Linked DNA regions of Mus musculus: region 1 is linked to region 2. The links are chromatin loops, found by intact Hi-C in ENCODE. Cell type or tissue: left cerebral cortex. All regions are shown on one strand. Links, peaks and the distances in the headings refer to the core of each region. The heading gives the core; the rest is flanking DNA. Region 1 overlaps Kif6 (kinesin family member 6). Region 2 overlaps Kif6 (kinesin family member 6).

Region 1 (9,478 bases), core at 1,027-9,026, 160 kb before region 2:
CAGGGTGTTTGTCATAGCAAGAGAAACTAAACCAGAACATGTGACCGATACGTACCACCCTAGTGGGCATGCATCTTCCTCACCTCATAGCTTTCCTTACACACACCTGGACTCTCATGTCTGATGAGATTTCAAGTTCCTTGAGATCCAAGGCCAGGTCTTATTTTCCTTCGTTCTCTGTACCACCTAGCACAGCTATCTACGAAGACTGACACAGAAACACAAAAGCTCTCTTCGTGCAGATGATTAATCATCCCGAGGACGTTTCCAAAAGCACCGGCAATTGCCAGGAACACATTTGCTTAAAACATGTGCTCAGTTTTGAATTGAATCTGCCTAAATGGTGCCATCTGTTCCCGGGCAATTTCAGAACCATTCAAATACAGGGTTTTTTTTTTTTTCCCCGTTTGTTTGGTTGGGTTTTTTTGTTTGTTTGTTTTTGTTTTTATTTTTGTGTTTTGTTTTGTTTTATTTTGTTTTACCTTTAAAAGGACACGGGAACTGGCATGCCCATGTGGCATGGAGACTTCCCTGAGTAAACACAGAGCAGACGTGGACCCATCCAGTGACACAGAACCACATGAAGAGCATTGTCTGAGGTCTAAGGAAAATTTTATCTAAGAAGACACCAACAGCTACGTCACACAGAAAGCATTTATGAGGCAGCTAGAGGCATGGATTACTACAGTATATTACAGCCCTTAATTGCAGACTCCAGAATGCACTGATTTTCGTGAATGTTGTATTCCTTTGATATGGGCAGACAATTTCCAATGCTCATTAAAGGACTGGGCTTGGTGCTGGTTCAGCATCAGCAGCTTAGAAGGCAGGGGCAGCTGTCCAGAGGCTCCACTGTGCGATCCGATCCCATCCTCACCTGCTGATTGACTTTCAGTTCCATCCATAGAATTCATGGTCTCATGAAAGCACCAGTGATGTGCTGAAACCTGTGTTTAAGTTCCGCAAATAACTCGCAGCCACATCCAGAACACCTCAAGTCAGGTTCTATATTTGAGTTTGTGGTTTTACATGCAGCTATTTGTTGACCCACTTCAGCATGTGAGAGAGAGGGGAGAGGAAGAGGGAGGGGAAGGAGAGGGAGAGGGGGAGGGGGGAAGAGGGGGAAAGAGACAGAAAGAGACAACTGACATGCTGCCTAGATTTCGGTCTAGTTCTTGTGGCAACAAATGATGGGCCACATTTTCAGCCTATTTAACTTGTTTACTGCATTGTAATCTCCAAACTGTTGCCAGCATTTTGACATCTGTATGTTTCACTAGCTGGTGTGAATCAACCATGGTTTGTATCACGAATTTATATCGACAGAAAGAATTTCTGATTTAAAACACATCAGCGTGTGCTTCTCCATCTGTGTGCACGTGGATCCACACTGAAATCCTTTGGTTCAGAGTCGAATGACTGTGAATTCATTCGCATGAGTGTTTGTCGGGAAAGGTCTGGTTTTATTGACAGCACAATGCTGATGACCCATTGCTTGCGTTGTTTAGATCATGTTTATTCCTTAGAGAAAATGTAAGTGTCCCCCCACCCCAGCTTTATAGAGAATAAATGACCGGTTCCTGATGTTTTCAGTCTTCAGAATTTGCTTCTGATGGTTTTAAATGATAATAATAATAATAATAATAATAATAATAATAATAATAAACTGCATTAATCCAGTCCCTGACAGAACCCTTGTTTCCTCTAAAACCTCGAGAGCCTGGCCTCCACTCTCTGTGCCTCTCTCTTATGATTCTGGTACTCTAAACTCCCATGCACTGTAATGACCCTTCATACTCTTCCGACAGCATTCAAGACCATTTCTAGCCCAAAGGTTACAACTCTTCCACATCCTTGCCACAAAACACTCTCAAAGGCCTAAGACCCACAGTCAGGCTTATGTTCCAATGTTCCTACTTCTCAGGACCAGCTTTCTTAGTTTCTTTTCCTCTTGCTGTGGTAAAATATTCAGCAAAAGCAACTGAGAGAGAATGAGGTTATTGCAGATCGCAGTTCTAGGCTCAGCCCATGATGGCAGAGGAATCATGGGAGTGGGAGCTTGAGACAGCCACTCACACTGCATCCTCCATCAGGAAACTCAGGAACGGAGGTGAATGCACACTTGTTGATGCTTGTCTCCCAGAGTCCAAGGTCCCCTGCCTACAGCTGAGATGGCTTTTTCCACAGAATTCTCCACAGCCGTGTCCAGATGGTCTTAGATTCTTTCAAGGTGACAGTGGACACTATCGCAAGTCTATTGCCAGTAAAGCGGGAGTCCCTTTGTTGGCCTTTCTCTTCCATCCCTCCAGAAGGCCACCACTATTATTAATGGCCCATAGTTTCCTACGTTGATGATGTAAGTTCAAAGGTCACAGCTGCATATGTGGTTGAGAGTGCCAGTGTGGTGAACAGTAAACTCCACTGCAACATTCACACACCATTCTTAACGTTATTCTAACTCAGCCTTCTGTTTTACAAATGCATCATTGTTTATGACAATCTTTCCTGAAGGCTACAACATTTTACCTTTTCCCAGGCTATTATCTCCCTTGTCCCAGATGTCCTTCTAGGCTGTACACCTGGCACCACATTGCTGTTATCTTAAAGACGTTGAGACGACTGTCCTGATTTATGTATCTCCGGGTACACCTTCTCGTGGCTGCTCTCTAGGAAGTAGACATGGTGTTTTACTGCTATGTCATGGGGATTTTGCATTTGCATTATTGCAGCATATTGCTAAATTTCTTTTTAAAATATTCTTAATTTGTATTCCCATCAGCAGTATGTGAAGGTTTTCATACCCTTATGTCTCCACCAGAATTTATTTCCTTAGTTTTAGTTTTTGTAATTGTTCAGCCTGATGGGCATGGAATAATTCATCTTTATAGTTCTAAGGTCTACAGGCATTGTTTATAAAATTGGGCAGTTTTTCAAATGCTTCTTAAGGATCTTTCTGATTTTTTGAGTTATCTAGTCATATCCTCTTCTCATTTTTCCAAGTATTTTTTTTTGCTTGTTGATATTTTAAAATATCAATTACTACCTTACAGGGATTACAGCATGCTCATGGATTTACTTTTCTTGATGTTAAAGTTGTGTTGTTACATGTGAGTACTTAGTCCATTCTGGCATTTATTTGCATGCACAGTATGAAAAGGTATCCTCAATTTACTTTGGTGTGCGCTTGTGTGTGGGGTGTGCGTGTACACGCACATAAGCACCTGCATGTGTTGTGAACGCATGTGTATGTATGCACACATATGTGCATGTGTGCTCACCTATGTGTGCATGTGTAGAAATCTGAGATTACCATCAGGTGTCTTTATCATTCATTTTATATAACTTCTTTATAATTCCATTTCCGTTGTTTTCATTCTGAATAATTATGTTTCTTCATACATTCTTGATGGGCGATTAGAACTAATTGATTTCACATTTTTATCTTGCAAACCCAGTAAACTTTATCCTTTTCCTCCTATGTGTGTGTATGTGTGTGTATGTGTGTATTTGTGTATGTGTGTGTATGTATATATGTGTATAGTATTTGTATGTGTGTGTGTAGTATAGTGTCTTTGTGTGTATGTGTGTGCGCACAGTACTGTGTACATTTGGAGGCTAGAGGTTGATACTGGGTGTCTTCCTCAGTCCTCCTTACATCCCACTGATGGGTTAAACTCTTTGGCTAGTTAGCTCCTGGAAGTGGACCTGTCTCCTCCACTCCAACACTGTGCTAAGCTCATGGACATACACAGCCATGCTAGGCTTTTTCACAAAGGCTCTGGGAATCCAAGCTCAGGTCTTGTGCTTGCATTGCAGGGACTTAACCATGTTAGCCACCTCCCTAGCTTCAAAAGACTCCATATTTCTTCCAGTAGGATGCTTTTGTCACCTTCTGAATCAACCCATCTGTATTTACAGCCAGTCATCCAGCAGGCAAGAACACACTGAAAGGAACAGCCTTTGACGATCTTACCCGTAACTGTTGGCTTCATGGGAATGCTGTACTACTAGAAATGCAGTTTGCAATCCACTATATCCTCTAATGGTTCTCACGGTCACCTTATACATTTTGTAACTTTTCTTTAGACTCCTATGAATCAAGCTTCAACCCGGTCACACTGTATTTTCACTGTGCACTTGAGCAGCAAGGAGCCAGGTTCTGCCACCGTCCGACATGCTAAGCTCCATCTGGTTGACCTGGCAGGGTCAGAGCGTGTCTCGAAGACTGGAGTCGGGGGCCTGCTTCTGACAGAGGCCAAATACATCAACTTGTCCCTACACTACCTGGAGCAGGTGAGTTGGGTGGAGCGAAGTCAGTTGTGTCTAAGTGTGCTGGTTGTACTACATGGCAGATGGTCTAGTCTCTGTTGTCTGTCTCATAATTATGGTGAAGTATGCATAACAACATTTATCTTTTTCATAGTTTTTTTTTAATGTGTGTGTGTGTGTGTGTGTGTGTGTGTGTGCAGAGTCCAGAAGAGGGCATTGGATCCCCCAAAGTCTGAATAATAGGTAGTTGTGAACTGCCCAGTATGGATGTTTGGACCTGAACTATGTAAGAGCGGTACATGCTCTGAACAGGTGAGCCATCTCTCCAGTCCCGACTTTTGATCATTGTTTTAAGTGAAGCGTTCAGTGCCATGAAGTCCATTCTCAAAGAATGAGCAACCACATTCAATACCCTTTCCTAGAAATTTTCATAATTCCAACCAGAAATTCTGGATCTATGGAATAAGAGCACCCATATCTTTCATCTTTGGCCTCTGGTAACCTGTACCTTTGGTCTCTCTGGCTTTGCCTATTCCAGATGTTGCAGGTGGAGTCCTTCCATCCCTGTCCTTTGCTAGAGAATCATAATGATTCCACAGTTCATTCACAGTTCATTTCCAGGCTCGATTACATGCATGGCCCCTCATTCTGTTTCCCCATTGATGGATTCAGAGTCAGTGGGGTGCATCTGTGCAGTGGCCACTGTAAGCAGCACTCCCATGAACATCCATCTATATGGTAGTTATTCGTAGACAGCATTTCATTTAAATCCCACAACACCCTATGCTGGAAGTGTTAACTTCTCCATTTAACAGACTGCAAACACTTCTCTTCCCAAGGTGAAGATTTGATCTGAGGTTTCATCGGGCCCAGCACTGTTGACTTATTGTCTGTCTTGTGAAGTTAGTACTGGACACGAATACAGGTTACAAGTGGCTCCTGGTTTTTTTGTTATTGTTTTTCCAGCTCAGGAGATTACCTCTGAGAACATAGCTCAGAGGTGACCAGTATTTTTGCAGCGTCTGGTAACTTCATCCAGTCCTGTTTCTGCCATGGTGGTTCTCTTAGCCTTGGCTTGTCTTGAGACACCCATGCTCCATCCTGACTCCCATCCAACCAAGACAGCAGCACGAACTGCTCTGTTTGTAACTTTTGAATCTGACTCTGAGAGCAAAGGAAATGCCCCCAAATTTAGCTAGATATATCTTCTGCCCCAAATCTTCGTCTGTGAAATGAATGGGCTGCATGTGGGGGTTCCTGTGTTATCTTCTTGCCCTTGAACATTTAGCCTAAAAGATTTGAGATAAACAACAATAGAAAGTCCCTTTTCTTTAATGCCTAAGGAAACCTAGGACCAGTTTCTTGATGCTTCTGAACATTCACAGGCTGAAATGGCCAAACCAGAGGCACCCACCCGAATGGGGTGATATGGTTAGGCTTATCCGCGAGAGCCCCGGGAACGCAGCACCTTAGGTAGGGGCCTGCAGGCATGGGCCATTTTAGTGCTTTTGGGAAGAATCATCAGTCCTAAGCTCTTTCTTGCCTCAAAATTCCACACCACTTATACTGATGGAGCTTTTTTGCTTACTAGGACATTTACCAGAACAATGATATATGCTCATAATGGGCTGTATTCAAATTGCCTTATTTCAAAGCAATGTGTCTCTGTGCTCAGATGGCAGCATAGTTTTAATTCCCATTGTGTCCATCTGTTCACACAAAATTACATTCTTCAGCGGAATCAAACTTTCTATGAATTGTAATCACTCAGAAACATTCTGCTCCACACCCAATTCTGTCCTTCCTTCCACACAGTCTCCTCAAACTCCTGACTATTACTAAAATTGGTCCACAGCTCTTCGATTTACAATCCCTGTGAACATTCTTAATGCTGATGTGGCCCTTGTTTTGTCATTAATTACTTACCTAACAAATATTGATAAGGATCGATGAGGTAGACTTTAATTGTGAGCTTGACAGAGCCTGGAATCACCTGGGAAGAAAGGCTCAATGAAGGATTGTCTATATTGGGTTGTGTTATTGATTGCCTTAATCAGTTTCATTGATCTGGGAAGACCTTGCCCATTGTGAGTGGCACCATTCCCTAGGCAAGTGGTGTTGAACTATATGAGAGAGGAGAAATTAATCTGAGTACAAGCAAGCAAGCATGCATGCATTCATTTCTATTCTTAACTGGGTGTTAAGTGACTAGCTATTTGAGCTTTCTGCCTTGACTTTTCCCCAGTAACAGATCATAACCTGGAATTACAAATTAAAATAAATAAGCCCTTTTTGACCCTGAGTTGCTTTGTCTCAGGATATTTTTGTTACAGCAACTGAAATGAGAATAGAGCAGATTGATGGTGTGCTGAGGGTCCTAGAGCTGCTCTACCCCAAAGGTCTCCTTTCTGAAGGAGGGACTTGCACTAGTCCATCACAAGTGCATAGATGCACCTCAAGTGGGAGATATGATAAGCAACTAAAAGGGATGAGGAGAGATTGACAGAGACCAAGGAGGTAAGAGTTAATGAATGGAATGAAGAATGAGTGGGAGGGAGCAAGGCAAGGGTGGGGTAGAGCAGGTCAGGTCCTGGGAGCAATGAGCCCATCCTCCCAGAGGATCATTCACTCCACTAAATGTCATTCATGCATCATCGGCCCTCAGCTCTTTCATTTCCTTTCCACCCACTGCCTTGGGACAGCTGTTAACCATTTTCTCTGAGATCCAAGTGCCTTCGCAGGCAAGGAAAGTGGAGTGTGGGAAGCTGCAGACATGCCCGTGGATCAGTAGGGGCTAGTAAGGCCAGGAAGAGCTGCTGGTGAGTGGGTGAGTGGACAGAAGAGAATTCTGAAATAGTAAGAGAACCAAAGCGTCACAACAAGGAGAGAATGAGAAGAGCAGAAAGATACTTAATGAGATCGCATGGCTCATGAACATTTATGGTCATGTTAACCACTGTGTGTATTTTACTATGTGGCTAAAGAAACAGGAGTATAAGACAACTCAGTGTAGCTTGCTCACTCATCCACTCCACTGGAAGCTGTGGGTTATACTGGGCAGTGGGGTAGATGCCTGCCCGAGAACAAGCTGTGCGTCATGGAAGCAGCAAAGCAACAAAACCTAAGAACCTGTTCTATTGCATTCTGTGTCTTTGACAAGCACCATGGTCAAAGGCAAGTTATGGAAGAAAAATTTTGTTTCAACTCCCAGGTTACAATTCATCGCTGCAGGAACACAAGGTAGGAGCTCAACAGGAACTTGAAGCAGAACCCATGAAAGAACTCTGTTTTTTTTAGCTCACTTGATGACCCATGCTTAGCTGACTTTCTTATACAGCTCAAGAACACTTGCCTAGGGTATGGTACTGCCCATGGTGGGCTGGGTCCTCCTACATCAATTAGCAATCAATACAGTTCCCGTTCTCCGAGATATGTGGTAAAGCCCTGAAATGGGACTCTCTTCTCATGTGATTGTAGGCTCTGTCAGCTTGACACCCAAAGTTAACTAGGACAGAACACCTATAGACACTGTAATAGGTTCCTGGTAATGGTGATATAATTATCACCATGTTGCTCTCTCCATTTCAATATGAAAGACAGGAAGAAGAGCTAGTCTGATCAGCTGGCTTGCATTAATTAGTGGGCATTAGTTTGGAAATTTCTTGCAGAATTCTAATTGTCCTGCAGGCTATATTTGAGAGAACTCACACCTGCTAGATCTCAGCCAGCATGGGTTTACCGACTCTACACATTTAAGTGATTAATATTCAGTTTGCCAGAATATTGTTGGTTTTGGAGTTCTCTTTATGTATGCAGCACTTTTTCCAAAGAGTTTCCTCAAAAAACACTTTAAGCCACAATAACAGGGTACTGCTTGGCCCCAAAGCCTGAGTTCGTGTAAGGAGAAGAAAAGAGAGCATGTGTCCTTGTGCTAACTATAAACCTCAACTGGTGGCCTGGGAGTGACCTGACGCCTCCATCAGCCCAAACAGCAAGTGAGAAACCACTGGGAACCAGTGTTAGCTCCTATCCCCTTCAGAAATCAAACGGGCTTGCTGTCAGTCAGTTCCGTAGCACACTTGGGCTCCGGCTGGGTGTTGGTCCTGTTGCGTTCAGGAGTGAAGGTGCTGGGCCAGTGCCAGTCATAACTGCTCCCATTGTTTGTCAGTTTCTAGACGATAGCTTTCTGTGCTCCTCTATGCTCTTTAAAAGAAACCCTTCTTGGAGGCCATAGAGATGGCTCAGTGGTTAACAGCACTTGGTGCTCTTGCAAAAGACCAGTGCTCAGTTTCTAGCACCCATATCTGGTAGCTCACAACTGCCTGTGAATACAGCTCCAGTGGGTATGATGCCCTCTTCCGGCTTCCATGGGTAGCTACTCAAATTCACAGAAGTGCGAGGAACACACACATAGGCACACACACACACACACACACACACACACACACACACACACACAGAGGCATACACACAAGCTCTATGACCCCTCTGCCCGCAGGTGCCTTTCATTATCGAGCCCATTGCAAACACAGGAGGAGCAAGTCCCCTTCTGCTTGCCCACATCATATTCCTTTTCTGGGTCACTCTTCATATCTGCCTCTGCTCCATGTGGTCTGGACTCACCGTGGTGCTCCAAGAGACCTGCTCAGGGTCCTCTCTCAAGAAAATGGGCCAGACCTCCACCAAGAGCGGACCTTTCTGAAGACTCTACCACATACTGAGTGTCTTGTGTTCAATAACTAGCCCAGAAATTCTCCTCTGATCTCTCTCTCTCTCTCTCTCTCTCTCTCTCTCTCTCTCTCTCTCTCTCTCTCTCTGTGTGTGTGTGTGTGTGTGTGTGTGTGTGTGTGTGTGTGTGTGTGAGACACATGCATATGAGTGTGTGCACATGTGGAACCAGAGGCAGATATTGGGTATCTGTTGGGTATCTACCATTCTCCATCCTGCTGCCTTGAAACAGGGTATCTCACTGAAACAGAAGCTTACCATTTTGCTGGGCTCAGCTTCTGGGGACCCCCATCTCTGTGTCCATCAGTTTTAGGGTCATAGACATGTACAGCTACATACAAGCTTTTACATGGGTGCTGGAGATTTGAACTCGTGCCCTCATGCTTGTACCACAAGCACTCCTTCATACAGTCCTCTCTTCAGCCCCTCCCTCTTGACGTCAACAACATCACTCCAAGATAATCAGGCATCCTAGTCCCGT
Region 2 (9,478 bases), core at 541-8,540:
GTTCAGATGATAAGAAAGGAGATGTCTCAGGAGCCTGGATGTTGTCTGGTGACGTCAGAATGGGCTGTGAATGCATGACTTTATCACTGATGATATTTAGTTTACTAAGTGACAGGACAGAGCGGCCGAGCTCTGGAGAATGGGAATGTCATTTTGGAATGAGTAGGTTCAAGATGTTTGCCTTGAGGCTGGAGAGAAGACCAGTGATGCTCTCACAGAAGCCAGAGTTCAGTTCCCAGCACTCACCTGAGGTGGCTCACGACACCTCTAACTCCAGCTCCAAGAGATCTGAAACGTCTGACCTCTCTAGATCTAGATGCCAGCACGCTCGTGAACACACACACACACACACACACACACACACAGAGAGAGAGAGAGAGAGAGAGAGAGAGAGAGAGAGAGAGACAGACAGACAGACAGACAGACAGACAGACAGAGACAGAGAAAAGAGAGACAGAGAGAGACAGAGACAGAGACAGACAGAGAGAGACAGAGACAGACAGAGAGACAGAGAGAGACAGAGACAGACAGAGACAGACAGAGACAGACAGAGAGACAGAGAGAGACAGACAGAGACAGAGACAGAGACAGAGAAAAGAGAGACACAGAGAGAGAGATTTTGCTATAATTTAACAAAGCAGAAGACTCTGTATACATATTCACTTCTTTAAAAATGAAAGTTTAGTTTATGTGTGTGGGGTAAAAGGTTCTGAGTTGTAAACTCACCGAAATCCACCAATCCCTGGATGTTCTATTAAATCCCACCAATCCCTACCCTGGAAAACTCCACCCACTAGAAACCTTATATAAAGCTTGCCTCTGCTGAGTTTCTGAGCAGAGGCAGCCACCCTCTCATATCTCTCCCAACAAATCTCTGGTACGAGGTTTGTTGTGCAGTGTGACTTTGTGGTATTCCTTGCTCCCGGTTACCAGGAGACCTTTCTCCTCTGAGCTGCAACATGTACAATGTGCATGAGTATGTTCTCGTATGTGCACCGTCACATACATGCATGACCAGTGTCCTGCCAGGCTAGCAGTGAGCATCAGTCAGATCCCCTGGAACTGGAGTTCCAGATGCTTGTGACACACACACACACACACACACACACACACACACACACACACACGCACACAAACACAATCTTTCATGATCAGACGCAAAATCCCCAGTCTTGCCTGCCAGCACTGTCTCTTCCGCCCACATCTTTCCTCCTTGCCAACCATCTCAGCTTGGATGCTCACATGGTTCTTAGCATGCCAGGCCCCAGTCTCCCCAGTTTTAAGCGTCTTACACACAGGCCCCCATTCAGTCTTCCATACTGTTGTCCCCATTCTTCTGTTGAGAAAGCAAAGGTGCATTGACCCCGCCCCAGGTTGCAGCTAGCAATCTGCCTGGTGTCTAAGCCAATGATGCTGTCCCCAGGGTCACTTAACGGCTAGGATGGCCTCCGCACATCATTCCTTTCAACAAGAAAGGAGCATGCTAACATATGGCCTTCTGAGGACAGTCTGTGCTGGGCTTTCACCACAGGTAACGGTGATGATTGCTCTTGTCCTCTGGCTTCATGCATAGCCCGTTCCAACTCTATGAACACTAGTCAGTAGGGAGAGGCAGCTCGGCACCAGCTTGGTCTCTCTATGTTCTATGATTCAGGTATGCAGTGGCCTCAGCAATAAGGTCTTGCAGTCAAGTGCAGCACAACCAATACCATGGTCAACAATCTGTAATGTTTGGGAGTTTATAGGGCCTCTCTGGCCAACAACTCAAAATGATGTAACCTGTTCCTGACACTGGGGGTTTTATTTGGTGATATATGGTGTCTGCTTGGGGGTATTGTTTCCACATTACATGATGACTTCATTGAAACTCCTTTTCTATGTGTGTATATTATAAGAAGCTTCTGCAGGAGTGGTTTCTACGTGGCTTTTCCAGAGGCTTGTGGTATTAGTTGCTCCTCCCTATATCCCCTCTTCTATCACACCCTCTTCTGCTCCTGATAAATCCTCTCACTCTGCCTTCTTCTTTATTTTTTATTTTCCCTTCCTTGGGAGATTTCCCTGGGTACCTGACAAGCTGCCTAACCACTGTGAATATCCTAAACAAAACACAGACATCTAATGCACAAATGCTAACAGCTACACATAAAATAAAACATGCAAATGTTTTCCTTTCAGAGCCGGGGATACAGCGCTCAGGATAACTATTTCTAGTTCTGTCTATTGACCTGCAAAGTTCTTACTTCCATATTTCTTAACAGCTGAATAGTATTGCATTGTGTAAGCATACCACATTTTACCATTCATTCTTCAGTCATTGGCCCCCAAGCCTTTTCCAGTTTCTGGCTTTTATGACCTTCAGTGAGATTGCATGCCCTCGTCAATGTCCTTGAGGAGCCTCAACACAGCCTAAAGCCTCTGTCTTGGGAGTGTCGACAGTCTGGCAGGACCCACACTAGACCCAGAAGGCCAAGGCTGAGCAGAAACTCCCGGCACGCATTCTACTTCCTGCCAGAGGTCTGATCATGTTGATGGGGTGGGAACTAGGGACAACCCAGTTGTTTAGATGTAAGGACACAATGTATAGTGCTGAGCAATGCACCAGGGCTGCTTAGAGCAGCTAGAAACTGAGAACTAGGTGCACACAGAGGTGTATGGGCAAATATAAGAAGCCTAACTCTGTGTGTGTGTGTGTGTGTGTGTGTGTGTGTGTGCACGCGCGCGTGCACGCGTGCGCGCGCACACACCCATCTGGCCATCTTCTGTCCATCCATCTGTCCATCTATCTGCCTATGTTATGGGGGAGAAGGAATGCTAGGGACATAACCCAGCCATCTTTGTTTTCAATGTAACGTTTTATTTTGAGACATGGGCTCACTAACTTGCCCAAGCTGGCCTTGATCTTGCCAGCCTCCTGCCTCAGTCTACCAAGTAGCTGGGCTTAACAGACATTACTTCCATAGTTTGAAAATTACACAGAAAACTTTGAAACAAATTGTAAGGGTGCAGATAATAAATGGGTTTACATCAAGCCTGTTAGAATGGTCACCTGCTGAGAGAAGAAAAGAGTAAGAAAAGAAAGAGGCATGAGGCGTGGGGGTAAAAATACACAGGAACAAAACTAACTGGGATGGCGCATACCTTTAATCTCAGCACTCAGGAGACAGAAACAGGTAAATTCTGTAGGTTCAGGGGCAGCCTAATCAACAAAGCAAGTTTCAGGCCAGCTAGAGCTAAGTGGGATTCCCTAAATATATATATAGATATAGATAGATATAGAGATAGATATAGAGATAGAGATAGAGATAGAGATAGAGATAGAGATAGAGATAGAGATAGAGATAGAGAGAGATGATATAGATATATGATATATGATATATGAAAAAGATATATGATATAGATATATAGATATATAGATACACACACACATACGTACATACGCGCACACATTGCCTTAAACATTGTCCTATTGCTGTGAAGAGACACCATGAACAGCATAACTATTATAAGAGAAAGCATTTAATTGGGGGGTCTGTTTTCATCTTCAGGGGTTTAGTCTATTTCCATCATGGCAGGGAGCATGGTGGTATGCAGGCTGACACTGGAGCAGTAGCTGAGAGCTACATCCTGATGTGTAAGCAGAGGGGGGGGAGGGGAGGGAGAGAAGGGAGCGGAGTGGGAGAGACACTCAGGTTTTGGCATGGGCTTATTCAAACATTATTTGAGAATGAATTGTCTGATTTTAAGCCTTCAAAGGAGACAGCCCAGCTCTCTGGATTTCCATCTCCATAAAATCCTACCTGCCTGTCAAATAAACATCTCTCTTTTGTAACCCACTTATGATTCAACTATTGACTTAGCTCTCCTTTCTAACATTATGCATGTAGATTATATCAGCCTTTCTGTGCCCTCCTCTTTTTCCTGAAACACACCTAACTCACTGCCCTGGCTCATTCTCTTTATGACCCCTCCTCCCTGCTGATGGGGCCTCTAGCCCCTTCCCCAACCAAAGCCAGCTCTGACAGAGACAAACAGAAGGACTTCCTCACAGTGCTACCTGGACATGGCCGCTCCTGCTGCAGAGATGCTGAGCAGCTGGGTCTAGCAACATGAGGGAGGCTGAACTGGTACACTACACTTCCTGCCTTCCTCCCTTCCTCCCCACTCCCCACGAAACAAAGCTTCAGGCATGTTGTGTTCCCCCCACCCCCAGACCCCTCACTCCAGGCTGGTTGTCAGGAGCCTCACCTCAGCCCACAGTCTCACCCGTGAGCCTGGCTCTCACCACTATTTTGCACAGTACACTTCCAGTTACCTTCCTCCTTCTGGAGCCAAGAAGCCTGGCAGGCTCCAGGCTCCGGCTCAGTTCACCATTGTAGATTTCTGCTCAGCTTCCAGACTTCAGAAGCCTGCCTCAGAGGCTTAGCCAGCAAAGCCTTCTTGCTGTTCTTTTTGTGTTTCCTGGACCATGGCTGTACTGAGCAGAGATGGTGTCCGTGCCTCCACAGACTCTAGAATTATACTAACAAGCCCGATGAGCTATACATTAGCTACGTTAGCAAGAGGATGAATTGTCTGATTGTAAGCCTTCGAAGGATTTGCATATTTCTGTTTGTTGGAAATCCATCTAAGGATTACACATTTAATTTCTTCCAGGCCCATTATGTTTACAAACAGCTCTGAGGGATCTAATGTACTGGTTATCTCAGAATCTTCCGTGTTATTACAGAGAAACTGACCTCCTCAGCATTAAGGATTCAGAACCTCAGCCATGACCTCCTGTGGCAGAGCAAGCCCCTCCCTCCAGGCAGGGAACATGGTAGATATATTCTTCCCATGCCCCAGTTCTTGTGAGGCTTGTGAGGCTCAGCTATGGTATACTCAGACAGAAGACTGCATTTTTACCTGGCTCCTGAGCCCCTGGGTTATCTGGGACCCCACACTCTTGCAGAAATGCATTGCATCCCTCTCTTCCCTTTCGCTTTCCTCCCACCACTCCCACCACCATCTGGATGGCTGGATTTAATGCCTGCCTGCAGGATCAGCAGGATCCCCCAGCCCCTCCTCCTCTGCCCTGTATGCACCGTACCTATCTTTGTAGCACATATGCGCAAGCCCTCCTGGAAACTCCCACTCTTTTCTGTATCTACGTACGTTATACCCTTTCTTAAATCGTCCCTCCCACTCCAGAACTTCTACCATTGACTTAGCATTCGCAGCTAATGGGCATCCATCGTGGAAACTGTGTGGTCTCTGTTTATCCAGATTCACTAGGCTTCCTGTTACTTTCAGGAACTCCCTGATGCTAAATATTAAAGAACCTTGAGATCTAAAATTAGGCGACGCATTACATATACCTATTTGTACACTCCCAACGTACCCACACACCAGGCATTTTCAGATATGGTCAAACACATGTCACTTCATTAATAGCCACTCCGTTTCTCAAATGATAAAATCAAAACCCACCTACAAATGCAAAGCACCTACTGAGAAGTTGAGATTTGAACTCTTGTCTGGCAAACCGTTTCCTGAAGGGACTCAATACACACATAACACACACACACAAGCACACCTGCATACACATACAACCACACACACACACACACTCACACATCTACTCACTGCAGATATGAAGCCCACAACAGATCAAAGCACAGATCCCACCAAACTTCAATATAATGAAACAATGGATTTTAAGGGATTACTTATAGGAGCAGAAATGACTCAAAGACTCCTATCAGAGTCTTTACTTGTAGATTTGCTTGTCTGTGAGTCTTCTTGGCAGCTCAGCTTCCTTTACTTGAGCAGGGAGGGGCCTAGTGAATCTGGTCAGTTTTAGGAACTTCCTGAAGCTATTTTGAGTTATCTTCCTGTTTGAGGCGCTTCCTGCGTGAAGGAATGTTTAAACTGTGGAGGGAGCTGTTACACTACATAACTCATCTCCGCTACCTACAAAGTGATGCAGAGCTTTGTTTAATCCAACCACGCCATGTGCTAAAATAGGAAAACAGCTACTGCAGTGGGATATAAGGTTCCTGTGGAATCCTCCTTTGGGGTAAATATGTTTGTGTATGAGTGCATATACTCGCCTATGTGTGAAGGCCTGAAATGGGAGTTAGCTCTTTTTCCTTGATCACTATGCTATTTGCCTGTTTTGTTTTCTTGACATGAAGTCTCTCACCTGGGCCGGCTCACCAATAAACTTCAGAGACCTCTAAGGCTGGGGTTTACAGGCATATCCTACCATGTCTAACTTTTTAAGTGGACTCTAGAGATCCAGACCTTAGTCACCTGCTGAGCTATGTCTGCAGCCAGAGGAGCTAGAGTTTGGGGCTCTGTTATCAAGAAGGGACAGTAGCAGCCCAGCCTCTTTCTGGCTTCCTGTTTGGCAGCATGACTTTCTCCAGTCTCTTCCACCACTGCCATCTGCCATGAGGTGACGTCACAAAGGAGGGGCCCTCATCAGATCCTGCATGTCCCTATTTGGATCCTCAGCTATAAAACAATGAACTAAAAACTTCTTTGACTTATAAAGTTAAGTTGCCCCTGGTACCTCATTGTAGTGATGAAAGAGGTTAAGAGCCGGGCGTGGTGGCGCACACCTTTAATCCCAGCACTCGGGAGGCAGAGGCAGGCAGATTTCTGAGTTCGAGGCCAGCCTGGTCTACAAAGTGAGCTCCAGGACAGCCAGGGCTATATAGAGAAACCCTGTCTCGAAAAAAACAAAACAAAAACAAAAACAAAAACAAAAAAAAAAAAGAAAGAAAGAGGTTAAGAGAACAGCCACCATGCATGAACAAAGTCAGGCATGTTTGGCATCTTAGAAAGGCCATGTTGACCAGCAATTCCCTGACTCCTGTAGTGTGCTGGTGTCCTAGTGTGCCCTACTACCCTGTCACCTGGCGCTTTAGACATAGCACTAAATGATAAGTGATGACTACGTATGGATTGATATCAATGCAAGCATCTTCAGTGTGGCATAGCATCACAGAGTCCCTGGAGGAACAGGGCTCAGTGGCTCACACCTTAGTCCTAGTTAGTACTCATGAGGCAGAGTGAGGCAGATCTCAGTGATTTCAAGGCCAACCTGGTCTACGACATAGAGAGTTCCAGAACAGCCAGCCAAGGCTACATAGTGAGAAACTATTTCTAAAGAACAGGGAAGAAAAAGTAGAAAGGAAGAGTGGAGGGAGAGAGGGAAGGAGGGAGGGAGGAGGGGAGGGAGGGAGGGGGAGGGGGGGAGGGAGGGAGGGGGGGAGGGAGGGAGGGGGGGAGGGAGGGAGCAGGAGGGAAGGGAGCCCATCCCAGGAGCAGCCTGCAAAGCCTTGCTGCTAGAATCTTAAGTGAGCTGCTGTCCTCAGGACCAGCTTCCCCTGAGTGAGTGATCACAAGCTTGCTTACATTCAAAACCAAGCATGAGGCATATGGAAAACTCTTGCCTCCTAAGTGACAGGATGCAGAATCAGTTTTCTTTCTCCACAACGACGCTAACACTTGTCCCAGGGACTGCTCGGCCGAGAGAATCCATCTGTACAGCCTACAACTCACCCTCCATGCGCTCTGATCAGATTGTGAGTGCTCCAATGCCCCGCACCTCTAGAGTGTTTCTGTGAGGGGGTACAGGCTTAGAGTACCCCATCTGCCGCCACTGCCACCCACCCCTTCAATGACTGGCTCGGAAAGGGAGAAGGCATTCCTTGCACATATCATTGTAAGTCAGTAGAGAAAAAGCTGCCAATTGCCAAAGTGGTCCCTAGAAGAAGGCTCTCCTCTCTTTCCTCCAGACCCTGCTCCTCTAGTCTTGCCCCAATCTGGGATCAATGCTTCCCTCTCAGGCTGCCTCCTGCCTAGGCCGGGACTCTTCTGTTTCTGTCTCATCTCTTTCCTACCTCTATACAGGGAAAATATCCAGGAATCCTGGCCAAAACCCACAAATTTATCACTGTAGTAACGACAGCAAGCCTCATGCTGAGCGGATTCTGCAATCCCCCTCAGCTCCTCCTTTGCCAGAACCCATGGAGCCGCAAGATCCCGCCGATTAGAGAGACTGTTATCTTTGCCTGAAGAATGCCTCTGCTGGCAAGTGTAATTAGGTGTCAGCCATAAGGCTATTTTTGGGAAGCTTGTTTGGGGCTATGGCTCTCCCACCCTGAATGCCATATGGTGGGGGACGTCAGTCAACTCAGCAAAACTGAGCATCGGGAATTACATTTTACAACGGCCTTTATCATATCATTATGTGATGCTATAAAGGCCCACTTCCCCCCCCCTTAGGGGGTGCCTTATTCTACGAGCACATTTGCATGTGTGTGGATTTTAGAGAATTCACAGTCCTGGTACAATCTTCGCTTTTTATTTACATGAGCTAGCCAGGGCCTGTATGAAATCCTTACTCTTTTTACCCTGCTAAAACCTGCTTCCCTCAGACCTCGGGAGCCCATTATTGCAGTGAGAAGCAGGGGAGCTGGAGATAGATAGACTGGGTCTGTGGGACACTTGCTGCTGTGGTGGAGAAGGACAGGTTGAGAGGCAGCATGGGGGAGGGGTGCATTGTCGAGCACACTGACATTGGAAGAGAGTTTTCCTGGGGGGATGTGGGTCTTCAAAGCGTGGTTCCCCCCCCCCTTTTTATTTCCATCTTAATTTTTTATTCTTTAAATTTTAATATAATTACATCATTTCTCCCTTCCCATTCATCCCTCAAAATTATCCCGTATGTCTCCCATCTTTCAAATTTGTGCCCCTTTTACTTAAGTGTAATATACATAAATACTAACTACCCAGTCCATATAATGTTATTTGTATGTGTATTTTCAGGGCTGACTATTTAGTATTTAGCTTCCCATAAGTATATAGTACAGAACAGTAGAAGTATGTTCAGGGCCATTCCAGAAGTTGCTGGAAGGTCTGTCCTAATACCAAGCTAAATTTTATTTAATGGTCTTTTAATGAAACTTTAGTCAGCAGGCCCATCGTCTGCTTTTAAAACTTAACGACCTAATACAATACAATTTAAAGAAATGCTGCTTTGATAGTTACATCTTAGGAATAACATGAGAAACCATTTTTTTTTAAATCTTCATTTTCTGTAATTAAGCCAGTATGCTTTTGTAAGAGAAGAAAAATTGTATGCACGTGAAAATGCAGTCATTCGAAGCCAGGTTTCCTCCCAGCCCGCAACACACACACCCAGTGTTTCACCCGTCCCTGCTCAGAACCGGGAAGCAGCTATTGCTCAGACCTGCCCTTGGCTCCCTCTCACCATATAACCTTCTCCAGTGTAGGGCAATATGCAGCCATACAGGTACCTGAGCCATAGAGGTATCTAGGTCATCGGTTCTCAGCCTGTGAGTGTCCACCCCTCTGGGGCTTAAACAACTCTTTCAAAGGGTCAGATGTCCCTCATATCAGATTTCATTTTACAATTATGAATTACGGATACAATTTACATTACAGTATCATAACAGTAGCAAAATTG

Evidence for each region. A loop is a pair of places that touch in the nucleus more often than their neighbours do. Peaks named below come from ENCODE experiments on the same cell type or tissue, not always from the same donor. Only the 100,000 strongest peaks of a DNase experiment are listed, where the experiment ranks them.
Region 1: it touches region 2 in a loop (2.0-fold over the local background); 1 of 42 quality-filtered maps calls a loop at or near these places.

Annotation. Positions count from the first base shown.
Region 1 is chr17:49,703,424-49,712,901 of GRCm38, forward strand. It overlaps Kif6 (kinesin family member 6), which reads left to right. Exons shown (of 23, transcript NM_177052.3): 7 at 4,087-4,293. Among named protein-coding and RNA genes, the nearest start is that of Kif6, 93 kb to the left of the region's middle. In left cerebral cortex, for the core only: no CTCF peak of the experiment used is centred there; DNase peaks (open chromatin) are centred at 3,900, 5,953 and 7,020.
Region 2 is chr17:49,859,426-49,868,903 of GRCm38, forward strand. The region is part of intron 15 of Kif6 (kinesin family member 6); the gene reads left to right. Among named protein-coding and RNA genes, the nearest start is that of Gm16555, 42 kb to the left of the region's middle. In left cerebral cortex, for the core only: no CTCF peak of the experiment used is centred there; DNase peaks (open chromatin) are centred at 883, 1,201, 4,371, 5,029 and 2 more places; H3K27ac peaks cover 170 bases.